Regions from separate parts of the Homo sapiens genome. Here region 1 is linked to region 2. The links are chromatin contacts, found by Hi-C or POLR2A ChIA-PET in ENCODE. All regions are on one chromosome and are shown on one strand. The core of a region is the stretch at or near the end of the contact, and the rest is flanking DNA. Distances in the headings are between cores, read along the strand shown. Region 1 overlaps RAB3B (RAB3B, member RAS oncogene family). Region 2 overlaps EPS15 (epidermal growth factor receptor pathway substrate 15).

Region 1 (5,677 bases), core at 318-2,817, 470 kb before region 2:
ATGAATTAGTACCTGGATTGGAAATTTTGAAAATTTGTGATTTAAAGTATTTAAAACATGTATTATTATTATTTTATTTTATTTTTTTCGAGACAGAGTCTCACTCTGTCACCTGAGCTGGAGTGCAGTGGCACTATCTTGGCTCACTGCAATTTCCACCTCTTGGGTTCAATCGATTCTGTTGCTTCAGCCCCCCAAGTAGCTTCAATTATAGGCGTGTGCCACCACGCCTGGCTAATTTTTGTATTTTTAGTAAAGATGGGTTTTCACCATGTTCACCAGGCTGATCTTGAACTCCTGACCTCAGGTGATCCACCCGTGTTGGTTTCCCAAAGTGCTGGGATTACAGGCGTGAGCCACCACGCCCAGCCAAAACGTATGTTATTTATTATCTTTCTATTCTGCGTGTTAAATGTACATTAATACATTATGCATATATCTTATTGGGGCAGTCTGTATGTAGTACTTTTCTTTTTACAAATTATTTCCCATATACTATCTCACAATTAACACTATGAAGTAGGTACTACTTTAATACACTCCTGTTTTGCAGGATAAGAAACTCAGAGATTAGTTAACTTGCCTTAGGTCAACAACACTGCTATAAAGTGGGATTTCAACAAGATCTTCTGATTCAAAAGTATGTGCTCTTTTCTCTACACTGTGCATCTGAGGTATTATAGAGTTCATATTTCCCTTCATGATAATGTCAAATATTATATAGGGATAAAAGTTCATTTTGTTCATTTGCTCTCTATTAAAGGCATTGAGGAGTCAGAGATCATTAGAAATAGAAGAAGCTATACGGGTCGTCTAGTTCACTGATTCCCAGACCCATGGCATCAGCATCACCTTGGAATTTGTTAGAAATGCAAATTTTCAGGCCCACCTCAGAACTATTGAGTCAGAAACTCTGGTGGGTGAGTGACAACCATCTGTGCTATAACAAATTTTCCAGGTGGTTTTGTGGCTGGCTAACATTGTAGAACCACTTAGTTTAACTAGCTTGAGGTGAAAGTCAACATGCATTTACTAAAAGCACCTATTAGGTGCCAGGTGCTTTCACTTGTGTTATTTGATATCATCCTTACAGTTCCATGCACAGGGGGATGTGAGAGCACAGAATATTTGGGGCATGGTGAGCAATACAGTAAAACTGGATCAAGGTTGTGAAAGAGCAGAGAGTGGGTGCTGAGAGAAATTTGCTGGAGAGGCTATAGGTGGCAGATTGGGGGTCAAAGAGATCTTCCACAGCAAACAGAAAGTTCTTGTCATCGGTCAGAGGATTCATGCTTGATGATTCCTTAGGGAACTGAAGAAATTATTAGAGCTTACTTTTAATCTTTGAACATAAGATATTTTTTACTGATATTTACTATGTGGATTGACAGAAGTGTCTTTGTTTGACCCCCATATCAGATGGTCAGATAGCCTACACTCAAAAAATCTTGAGATAGGAGGAGGCATTGTGCCCTTCTGAGGGGTTGACAGTGGACTGACTCACTTCTTTGTTTATGTTCAGCCAATTGTGAGCTTTTGTGGTTTTCTTGTGCCTGGGTAAGTGGATTTATTGATTACATGGTCTAGTTTTAACTAAATGAAACCTCATAATGGATATGTGGCTTTTAAAGAGTCCTATAAAGAAACCTCTGATTGAAGACTATGCTAGAAGATTATAGTGAATCCAAGTGAGCATAAAGAAAATGGCTGAACTGGTGTTTTTCCAACTCCCAACACAAGTTCATTGTCAGCCACGTTTCGAGGTAAAATCAATGATAATCTAATTAGATACGACATAGTCAATCTCCCATCCAAGTACTAACCAGGCCCAACCCCTCTTAGCTTCCGAGATCAGATGAGATCGGGCGCGTTCAGGGTGGTATAGCCATAGATGACATGGTCAATCTCATTGCTTTTGCTGAAGGAAAATTAGCAAAGGGTTTTTATGTGTGTGTATGTGCTTTTATGCAGCAAAAATAAAGTTTTCTGGACTATTCATGAATACATTAGATTTTAAACATTTAAATATTGTTTATTTTAATTTTATATATTTTAATATCTTGTGTATAGAAGTAGACATATAGATATATAATCTAAAGAATACACATATACTGTGTGTGCTGTACCTACATTTTTCTTACTTAAAGGGATGTAAGTTGGAGACCACCACCATAGGCACTGGGGAGCCATAGAAGGGTTTAAACAAGTTAGATTTGCATTTTAGAAAAATTCCTGGCTTCAGTTTGAAGGGTGGATGGAAATGAGGCAAAGAAACCAGGGTTTTGGATCCAAACTCATCAAATTGTATACATTAAATAAGTGAATTTTTTTGTGTATCAATTATACCTCATAAAGGCTATCTAAAAATTAATAAACAAATATAGTAGTGACCAGCTATAAAAGAAAGGAAGCAAGCAAGCAAGCAAGGACTTGGGTAAATTATATGGGGCTGAACTAAGTGTATTATTCTGCTCTGGCTGCCATAACAAAATACAATTGAAATTAATTTTCTCACAGTCTGGAGACTGGAAGTCTAAGATCAAGGTGCCAGTAGGGTTGATGTCTGATGAGAGCTCTCCCCTCGGGCTGCCTTCCCACTCTGTGTTCTTGTGGCCTTTCCTTGGTGCATGGGCATGGGGGAGAGATAGTGCAAACTCTTTGGTGTCTCTTCTTATAATGATATGAATTCTGTTGGATCAGGAACTCACTCTTATGACATCATTTAACTTCGATTACTTCCTTTGAGGCCTCATCTCCAAATACAAGCACACTGAGGGATGAGCAACACTCCAACTCAAAAAAAAAAAAAAAAAGAAAAAAGAAAAAAGCATAGTGTATACTGTATAGGATTAGGTACTATCTAGGGCTTCAACATACACATTTTGGGAGGACATAGACATTCAGTCCATAACGCTAAGAGTGACAAAATGACATAAGGGATGGAAATGAAGAGAGAGATTTGGAACTAGAATTTACAGAATTTGATGATCAATTGCTGTCCCCTCTTATCCTTGGTTTCACTTTCCAAGATTTCAGTTACCTGGGGCCCTCTAGATCTGAACATACTAAACAGAAAATTCTAGAAATAAGCTAATAAATTTTAAATTGCACACTGCTTTTTTTTCTTTGAGATAGAGTCTCGCTCGGTTGCCCAGGCTGGAGTGCAATGGCATGAGCTCAGCTCACTGCAACCTCCACCTCCCGGGTTCAAGCAATTCTTCTGCTTCTGGAGCAGCTGAGATTACAGGCGTACACCACCACGCCTGGCTAATTTTTGTATTTTTAGTAGAGATGGGGTTTCACCATGTTGGCCAGGCTTGTCTTGAACTTCTGACCTCAAGTGATCCACCTACCTCGGCCTCCCGAAGCTCTGGGATTACAGGCGTGACCCACCGTGCCTGGCCTAAATTGCACACTGTTTTGAGTAGCATGATGAAATATTGCACTGTCTTGCTCTGTCCTGCCCAGGGCGTGAATGATCCCTTTATCCAGCATATCCGTGCTGTATTTGCTATCTGCCCATTAGCCACTCAGTAGCCATCGTGGTTATGAAATTGAAAAAACATAGTGTGGTCTGGGTGCAGTGGCCCACGCCTGTAATCCGGCACTTTGGGAGGCTGAGGTGGGAGGATCATGAGGTCAGGAGTTCGAGACTAGCCTGGCCAACATAGTGAAACCCCACCTTTACTAAAAATACAAAAAATTAGCTGGGCGTGGTGGCAGGCTCCTGTAATCCCAGATACTCAGGAGGGTGATGCAGTAGAATTGCTTGAACCTGGGAGGCAGAGGTTTCAGTGAGCCAAGATTGCGCCATTGCACTCCAGCCTAGGCGACAGAGCGAGACTCCATCTCAAAAAAAAAAAAAAGAAAAGAAAAAAGAAAAAGCATAGTGTATACTGTATAGGATTAGGTACTATTTGAGGTTTCAGGCATCCACTGAGGGTCTTGGAACTTATCCCCCAAGGATAGGGGGAGACTGCTTTCATTGTAAAGGGAAAGGGGGAACATTTATGTGTGTTTATACATATCACTTCTGTACACAAAAGTTTTGTGATTTTTTTTTTTTTGGTTTTGTGAGCTTTGATAAATCACTTCATTTTTATGACTAGTTAATGTCTTCAACTATTAAAGCCTCATAGGTTTGCTGGTGGTGAGGGGGCCTAAATGTGATAACATAATACTGTGTCTGGGGAATGCAATAAATATTGGGTTCCTTCCTTTCTCTACCTTTGGGTCCACATGGAAGGGGTCACTGGGTTGCTTTCTTTCTTTTTTTTTTTTTTTTTTTTTTTGAGACGGAGTCTCGCTCTGTCACCCAGGCTGGAGTGCAGTGGCACGATCTCAGCTGACTGGAAGTTCTGCCTCCTGGGTTCACGCCATTCTCCTGCCTCAGTCTCCCGAGTAGCTGGGGCTACAGGTCCCAGCCACCAAGCCCAGCTAATTTTTTTTTTTTGTATTTTTAGTAGAGACGGGGTTTCACCGTGTTAGCCAGGGTGGTCTTGTTCTCCTGACCTCATGATCTGCCCGCCTCGGCCTCCCAAAGTGCTGGGATTATAGGTGTGAGCCACCGTGCCCAGCCACTGGGTTGCTTTCTGAAGTTTTCCATCTGTGGTTCCAGTGTAGGAACAGCATTTAGTGACTCACTAGCACAGTATGAAGTGTTCAGTTAAATTCCTCCAGCCTATTTGATCTCTCTTAGGGGATTCCAGACACAAGAAGAGGAGGTTATGAGCATTGCTGAGCAGGGCCACCCACAATAGGAATTTCTGTCATCTCTGGGGGATGAGGGTCTTGGGAGTGCCTTATTGCCTGGAGCCCCTCACCACAAAGGTCCCTGAGAGCTCCCTTTGTTTCCTGAGAAGTTAATGATTGTGGATCAGAGAAGAAAGTCTTACTGGGGAGGTAGGGATAGGAGAGAAGCCTCATTATTAGGGAGCGAGAGCATGCACAGGTGTGAGAGGAGACTTGGTAACTCCACAGCAACGGATCCAACTAGAGGCCACTTATTGCTGGGTGCTGGTTGCCAAGCAACCCCTGGAGACCTTGTGGGAATAGAAGAGTGGAGGGGGCTTCCACCACCTCTATGTGGGGCCCATTGCAGAGGCTGTCTGGTGCTGATCAAGAGAACAATCCAGAGGATTGAGCTCACCTAGGACTCTGGGTCCTGGATTCTAGTTTTTGTTTTTTTGTTTGTTTGTTTGTTTGTTTTTTGTTTTTTGGGTTTTTTTTTTTTGAGATAGGGTCTAACTCTGTTTCCCAGGCTGGAGTACAGTGGTGCGATCTCAGGTCACTGGAACCTCTGCCTCCTGGCTTCAGGTGATCCTCCCACCTCAGCCTCCCTAGTAGCTGGAACTACAGGTGTGCCTGGCTATGCCATGCCTGAATAAATTTTGTATTTCTTGTAGAGACTGAGTGCAACCAGCACCCAGCAGTAAGTGGCCTCTAGTTGGATCTATTGCTGTGTTGGTGATGATTTAAAAGCTCTTAGTGTAACTAAAGACATACATAGATAATGTGCATAAAGCACTAACATAGTGCATGGCACAGAGTAAACACTCAACAAATCGTAGTTTTTATTAAGGTTCTAGGGAGATTGATAAATAGCATTCCTTTTCTTCCCCACCTAAACCCATTGAGAAATAGATGCAGGAGTCAGAGAGATGGGGCGTAATGGAAA
Region 2 (5,522 bases), core at 982-3,481:
GGATCCAGGGTTGTTACTGTAGAGGATATTTAAACTGTACTTGAAAGGATAACATAAATCTATAGGAACATTTGATTCAAGTTAAATTGTATTTTGGTGCATAGAGTTCATATTGTGGGATATAACATCAATTTTCTTATGAGATTCCTTGTTTTATCTTTTTTTTGTAATAAAGGAAGAATTTTTAACTTTGACCATAGAGCATAGGAAGGGGACTCAAGGATAGACTTCAAAAGATCTGTGATCTACTCCAAAACAGTAGGTAAAATATTTTATATATATATTTTAACAGAGTGTCAAGATTCTCATCCCAGGGACACTGAGAGAAGTTTTACGTAGTGGGAAGAACACTGGATATAGTACAAGACAAACCTGGATTGAATTGTAGCTCTGCCATTTGTGACATCTCTGAGTGATCATGGCAAATTACTTAAACCCTTTCATTTGCTTATGTATGATGTATACACATTGTTGAGATATAGGAGACATTTGATAAATAGAATTGCTTGTATTATTATTAATACTTACCTGCAGAATTTATATGTATTTGTTTAAATTTTCTCTTTCTTTCTTTCTTTCTTTCTTTCTTTCTTTCTTTCTTTCTTTCTCTCTTTCTCTTTCTCTCTTTCTCTCTTTCTCTCTTTCTCTCTCTCTCTTTCTCTCTTTCTCTCTTTCTCTCTCTCTCTCTCTCTCTCTCTTTCTCTCTTTCTTTTCTTTTCTTTTCTTTTCTTTTCTTTTCTTTTCTTTTCTTTTCTTTTCTCTTTTTGTGACTGAGTCTTGCTCTGTTGCCAGGCTGGAGTGCAATGGTGCGATCTCAGCTCACTGCAACCTCCACCTCTCGGGTTCAAGCAATTCTCCTGCCTCAGCCTCCTGAGTAGCTGGGACTACAGGTGCACACCACCATGCCCAGCCAATTTTTGTATTTTGTATTTTTAGTAGAGAGGGCTTTCACCATGTTGGCCAGGATGGTCTCGATCTTCTGACCTCGTGATCCACCTGCCTCGGCCTCCCAAAGTGCTGGAAATACAGGCGTGAGCCACCGCGTTGGGCCTAAATGTTTTTTCATTTCCAGTATTCTTCACTCACTAAAGAAAACTTGGAACATGCATGTCGAAAAGTAGAAGATAGATCACCATCCACACCATTCTTTAAATTTTAGTCTTTTACATCGTTTCTTTTTTTTCCAAATGTAGTTATTATCTCTCTTTCATACACACACACACATATATATGTGTGTATATATATGTATGTAACATTTTTTATTCTGTTCTCCTTTTTTTTTTTCTGAGATGGAGTCTTCCTCTGTCACCCAGACTGGAGTACAGTGACGTGATCTCAGCCCACTGCAACTTCCATCTCCCAGGTTCAAGCAGTTCTCCTGCCTCAGTATCCCAAGTAGCTGGGATTACAGGTGTGTGCCACCATACCTGCCCAATTTTTGTATTTTTGGTAGAGATGGGGTTTCACCATGTTGGCCAGGCTAGTCTTGAACTCCTGATCTTGTGATCTACCCGCCTCAGCCTCCCAAAGTGCTGGGATTACAGGTGTGAGCCACTGCACCTGGCCTATTCTGTTTTCTTTAAGTGTTTTCCTATGTGGTCTGCTTAGCATCTTTTTAATGTCTTTGGAGCATATTAATTGATTGTGTGCTTTATAGTTTAAGCCCTAATGTGTACAGATATTTTATATATGTCCACTATAATTTATGCTGTTGCAAATAACCTTTGCTCTACCATTTGATAAATTTTTTTCTGTAGAGTTATATGTGGTACTTATTATATTATTGAATTATTTTTCTATGTATACATTTGAGTTTTGAAATCAAATGAGTGAATTTTTAGTTTATATTTTAAGATCTTGAATGGTAAAGCAGACAGCAGCAAGGGTTAACTCGAGCAATAATCTGAAAAATGCTATTCTGAAGGGATTAAACCGAGCATATTTAATTTGGTTGCAAGGGCCATTTATAGTTTGTCAGAGTTCACTTAGCATAGGAAATTGGCATTAAAAGTTGTGAGCTTGAAGAAGATTGAAATATTTCAGTTTGTATATACAGTTTTCACCCTTCTCTGCAGTCTGTATTGCTTTCATTCTTAGTTTGTTCTCTACATTCTTAGTTTGTTCTCTACATTCTGTTCTGTTCTGTTTTTTTTTTTTTTTCTGGCACACTTTTATGCGGCGCCTTGTAAGATCTGGGGGTGGATTCTGGACCATCTGGCACTTCAGAATAGCTCAAAACCTTAACTCTCTTGACTCTACTTTGAGCCATACTTGCTTGAAATGTCCTGGTTTGTCTCTCTGCTTGGCACGTTTTCTGCTTTATACCCTCAGAGCTTTTTATGACTAATTTCTTCCTTAGGACAGGAATTTTAAGAGTACCAGTATTCATAAGTTAAAGTGGACAAGACTTATTTCACTGTAAAATTCACCAAAAAAACCCTCATAAACTTTGCAATCTGTTTTTAAATGTATAATTGACATGAGCACTTATGTCTGTTTGATAAATATTTAAAATATTCAAAAATGGAATTTTTTAAGGTACTGCTTATAGTTTTTCTTTGATTATGAGGCCAGTTAGGAAAGTGTAATTCTGCAAATTGTAAATCTACTGAGTTGATTTCTAGTCCTAGCTTTAAAATACTTCATATGTCCAAATTAATAATAAGTTAAAAAGATATACCTGCATTTAAAAATATGAGCCATCTACCAATTCCAAAAAGCTGTGGAGGTAGTTAATGTATAAAATATTTAAACATTGTTGGCTGGGCACGGTGGCTGACGCCTGTAATCCCAGCACTTTCGGAGGCTGAGGTGGGAGGATCACCTGAGGTCAGGAGTTTGAGACCAGCCTGGCCAAAGTGGTGAAACTCCGCCTCTGCTAAAAATACAAAAATCAGCCGGGTGTGGTGGCAGGCACCTGTAATTCTAGCTACTCGGGAGGCCAAGGCAGGAGAATTGCTTGAACCTAGGAGGCAGAGGTTGTAGTGAGCCAAGATTGCGCCATTGTAATCCAGCCTGGGTGACAGAGCAAGACTCCATCTCAAAACAAACCAACAAATAAATAAATAAATAAATTGTAGTGAGCCAAGATTGCGCCATTGCACTCCAGCCTGGATGACAGAGACTCCATCTCAAAAAATAAATAAATAAATAAAAATAAAATAAAATATTTAAACATTGTTTACTTTTATTAAGAGACTTTTTTTGTAGCTTTATGCTCCATTGTTCTTTTCTAAAATTTTTATTTTTTACTTTTTAAACAGTTTAATTGAGATGTAATTCACATACCATACAACTTACCCTATAAAGTGTACAATTCAGTGGTTTTTAGTCTCTTCACAGATACGTGCAAACATCAATTTTAGAACAATTTTATCACCTCAGAAAGAAACTTGTACCCCTCAGCTATCACCCTCCCATATTGCATGCTTCCCCCAGCCTAAGCAACTATTAATCTACTTTCTGTCTCTATAGAGTTTGTTATTCTGGACTTTGTATGAATGGAATAATATAATACATATACTCTTATGACTGCCTTCTATCACTTTTTGTGGTTTATCTATGTTGCAGCAAGTATCAGTAATTCATTCCTTTTTTTGGTTGAAAAATATTCCATCGTATGGTTATACCACATTTTGTTTTTCCATTTGTTCATTGGTGGATATTTGGGTGGTTTCCACCTTTTGGCTGTTATGAATAATGCTTTTATAAGCATTCATATACAAGGTTTTGTGTAAATATATGTTTTCACTTCTCCTGGGCACATATCTGGTCATGTGGAAATTCTGTGTTTAATCATTTGAAGAGCTGCAGATTTTTTTTTTTTTGAGACACAGTCTCACTCTTTCACCCAGGCTGGAGTGCAGTGGCGCAATCATGGCTCACTGCAACCTCTGCCTCCTCGGTTAAGCGATTCTCCTGCCTCACCCTCCCGAGTAGCTGGGACTACAGGTATATACCACCACACCCGGCTAATTTTTGTATTTTTAGTAGAGACAGGGTTTTACCATGTTGTCTGGGCTGGTCTCAAACTCTTGGCCTCAAGTGATCCACCCGCTTCGGCCGCCCAAAGCACTGGGATTATAGGTGTGAGCCACCACGCTCGGCTGCTGACTGTTTTAGAGCAGCTGCACCATTTATATTTGTACCAGCAGTGTACCGGGATGAGGATTTCTCCACATCCTCTCCAGTAATTGTTATTAGCTGATTCTTTGATTTTGGCTTACTTTTTTTAGTATCTCATTGTGTTTTCGATTTTCATTTCTCTGATGATTAATGATGTCAAGCATCTTTTTATGTGCTTATTAGCCATTTGTATGTCTTCTTTAGAGAAATGTCTATTTATATTCTTTGCCTGTTTTAAAATTGAGTTGTCTTTTTATTATTGAGTTGTAAGAATTCTTTATGTATTCTAGATAGAAGTCCTTATTAGATACGTGGTTTGCATATATTTTCTCCCATTTCATGGATTATTTTCTTGATGGTGTTCTTTGAAGTACTTTGAAGTTTTTAATTTAATTTTAATTTATTTTGTTTTCAGACAGGGTCTTGCTCTGTTGCCCAGGCTGGAGTGCAGTGGTACAATCACAGTTCATTGCAACCTCGACCTCCAGGGCTCAAGTGATCCTCCCACCTCAGCCTCCCCAGTAGCTGGGACTACAAGTGCACGCCACCTTGCCCAGCTAATTGTTTTTATATTTTTTGTAGAGATGGGGTTTCACCATGTTGCCCAGGCTGGTCTTGAACTCCTGGGCAACATGCTCGCTTTCGCCTCCCAGAGTGCTGGGATTACAGGCTGACATAAGCCACCTTGCCTGGCCTGAAGTTTATAATTTTTATAAAGTCTAATTTATATATATTTTTCTTTTGTTGCTTGTGCTTTTGGTGACATAGCTGAGTCTTTTGGCAAATCTAAGGTCATGAAGATTTATCCCTGTGTTTTCTTTTAAGAGTTTTATAGTTTTAGCTATTATATCTAGGTCCTTGATCTATTTCAAGTTGATTTTTATATATGGTGTGAGGTAAAGGTCCAACTTCATTTTTTTGCTAGTGGATATCTTTTGCTTGTGACATGGTATTCCAGCATCATTTGTTGAAAAGGCTATTCTTTCCACATTGAATGATCTTGGCACTCTTGTCAATAATCAGTTAACCATAGATGTATGATTTAGTTCTGACTTAATTCTGTTCCATTGATCTATATGTCCTGTGCAGTACAACACTGTCTTGAGTATTGTTGTTTTGTAATACATTTTGAAATTGGGATGTGTTAGTCCTCTAACTTTGCTTTTTTATTTTTTATTTTTTGTTGTTGTTCACTTCTGTTGCTCAGGCTGGAGTGCTGTGGTGCAAACTCGGCTCATTGCAACCTCTGCCTCCTGGGTTCAAGCGATTCTCCTGCCTCAGCCTCCTGAGTAACTGGGATTACAGGCGCATGCCACCATTCCTGGTTAATTTTTGTATTTTTAGTAGAGATGTTTAGTAGAGTAGACCATGTTGGCTAGGCTGGTCTCAAACTCCCG

The links. Hi-C counts contacts between places; a loop is a spot of excess contacts on that map. ChIA-PET counts read pairs that join two places held with the same protein, here RNA polymerase II (POLR2A). Pooled maps may share reads with other maps.
Region 1: a loop to region 2 is called in a pooled map, with 2.3 times the contacts of the local background. The contact joins two enhancer-like sites. A Hi-C loop is called at or near these places in 1 of 50 pooled maps. POLR2A ChIA-PET finds 5 or more read pairs at or near these places in 2 of 52 experiments (GM12878 and HEK293).

Annotation. Positions count from the first base shown.
Region 1 is chr1:51,969,626-51,975,302 of GRCh38, reverse strand. All of the region lies in intron 2 of RAB3B (RAB3B, member RAS oncogene family), which reads left to right. It also overlaps the pseudogene RNA5SP48. Among named protein-coding and RNA genes, the nearest start is that of RAB3B, 18 kb to the left of the region's middle. Within about 2 kb of position 1,567, at least 2 of the 41 ENCODE cell types and tissues checked have a DNase peak (open chromatin) inside an H3K27ac peak, as active enhancers do; they include GM12878, where a contact is called at or near this core.
Region 2 is chr1:51,503,425-51,508,946 of GRCh38, reverse strand. The region is part of intron 1 of EPS15 (epidermal growth factor receptor pathway substrate 15); the gene reads left to right. Among named protein-coding and RNA genes, the nearest start is that of EPS15-AS1, 12 kb to the left of the region's middle. RefSeq lists an enhancer at 3,866-3,925. Within about 2 kb of position 2,231, at least 5 of the 41 ENCODE cell types and tissues checked have a DNase peak (open chromatin) inside an H3K27ac peak, as active enhancers do; they include GM12878, where a contact is called at or near this core.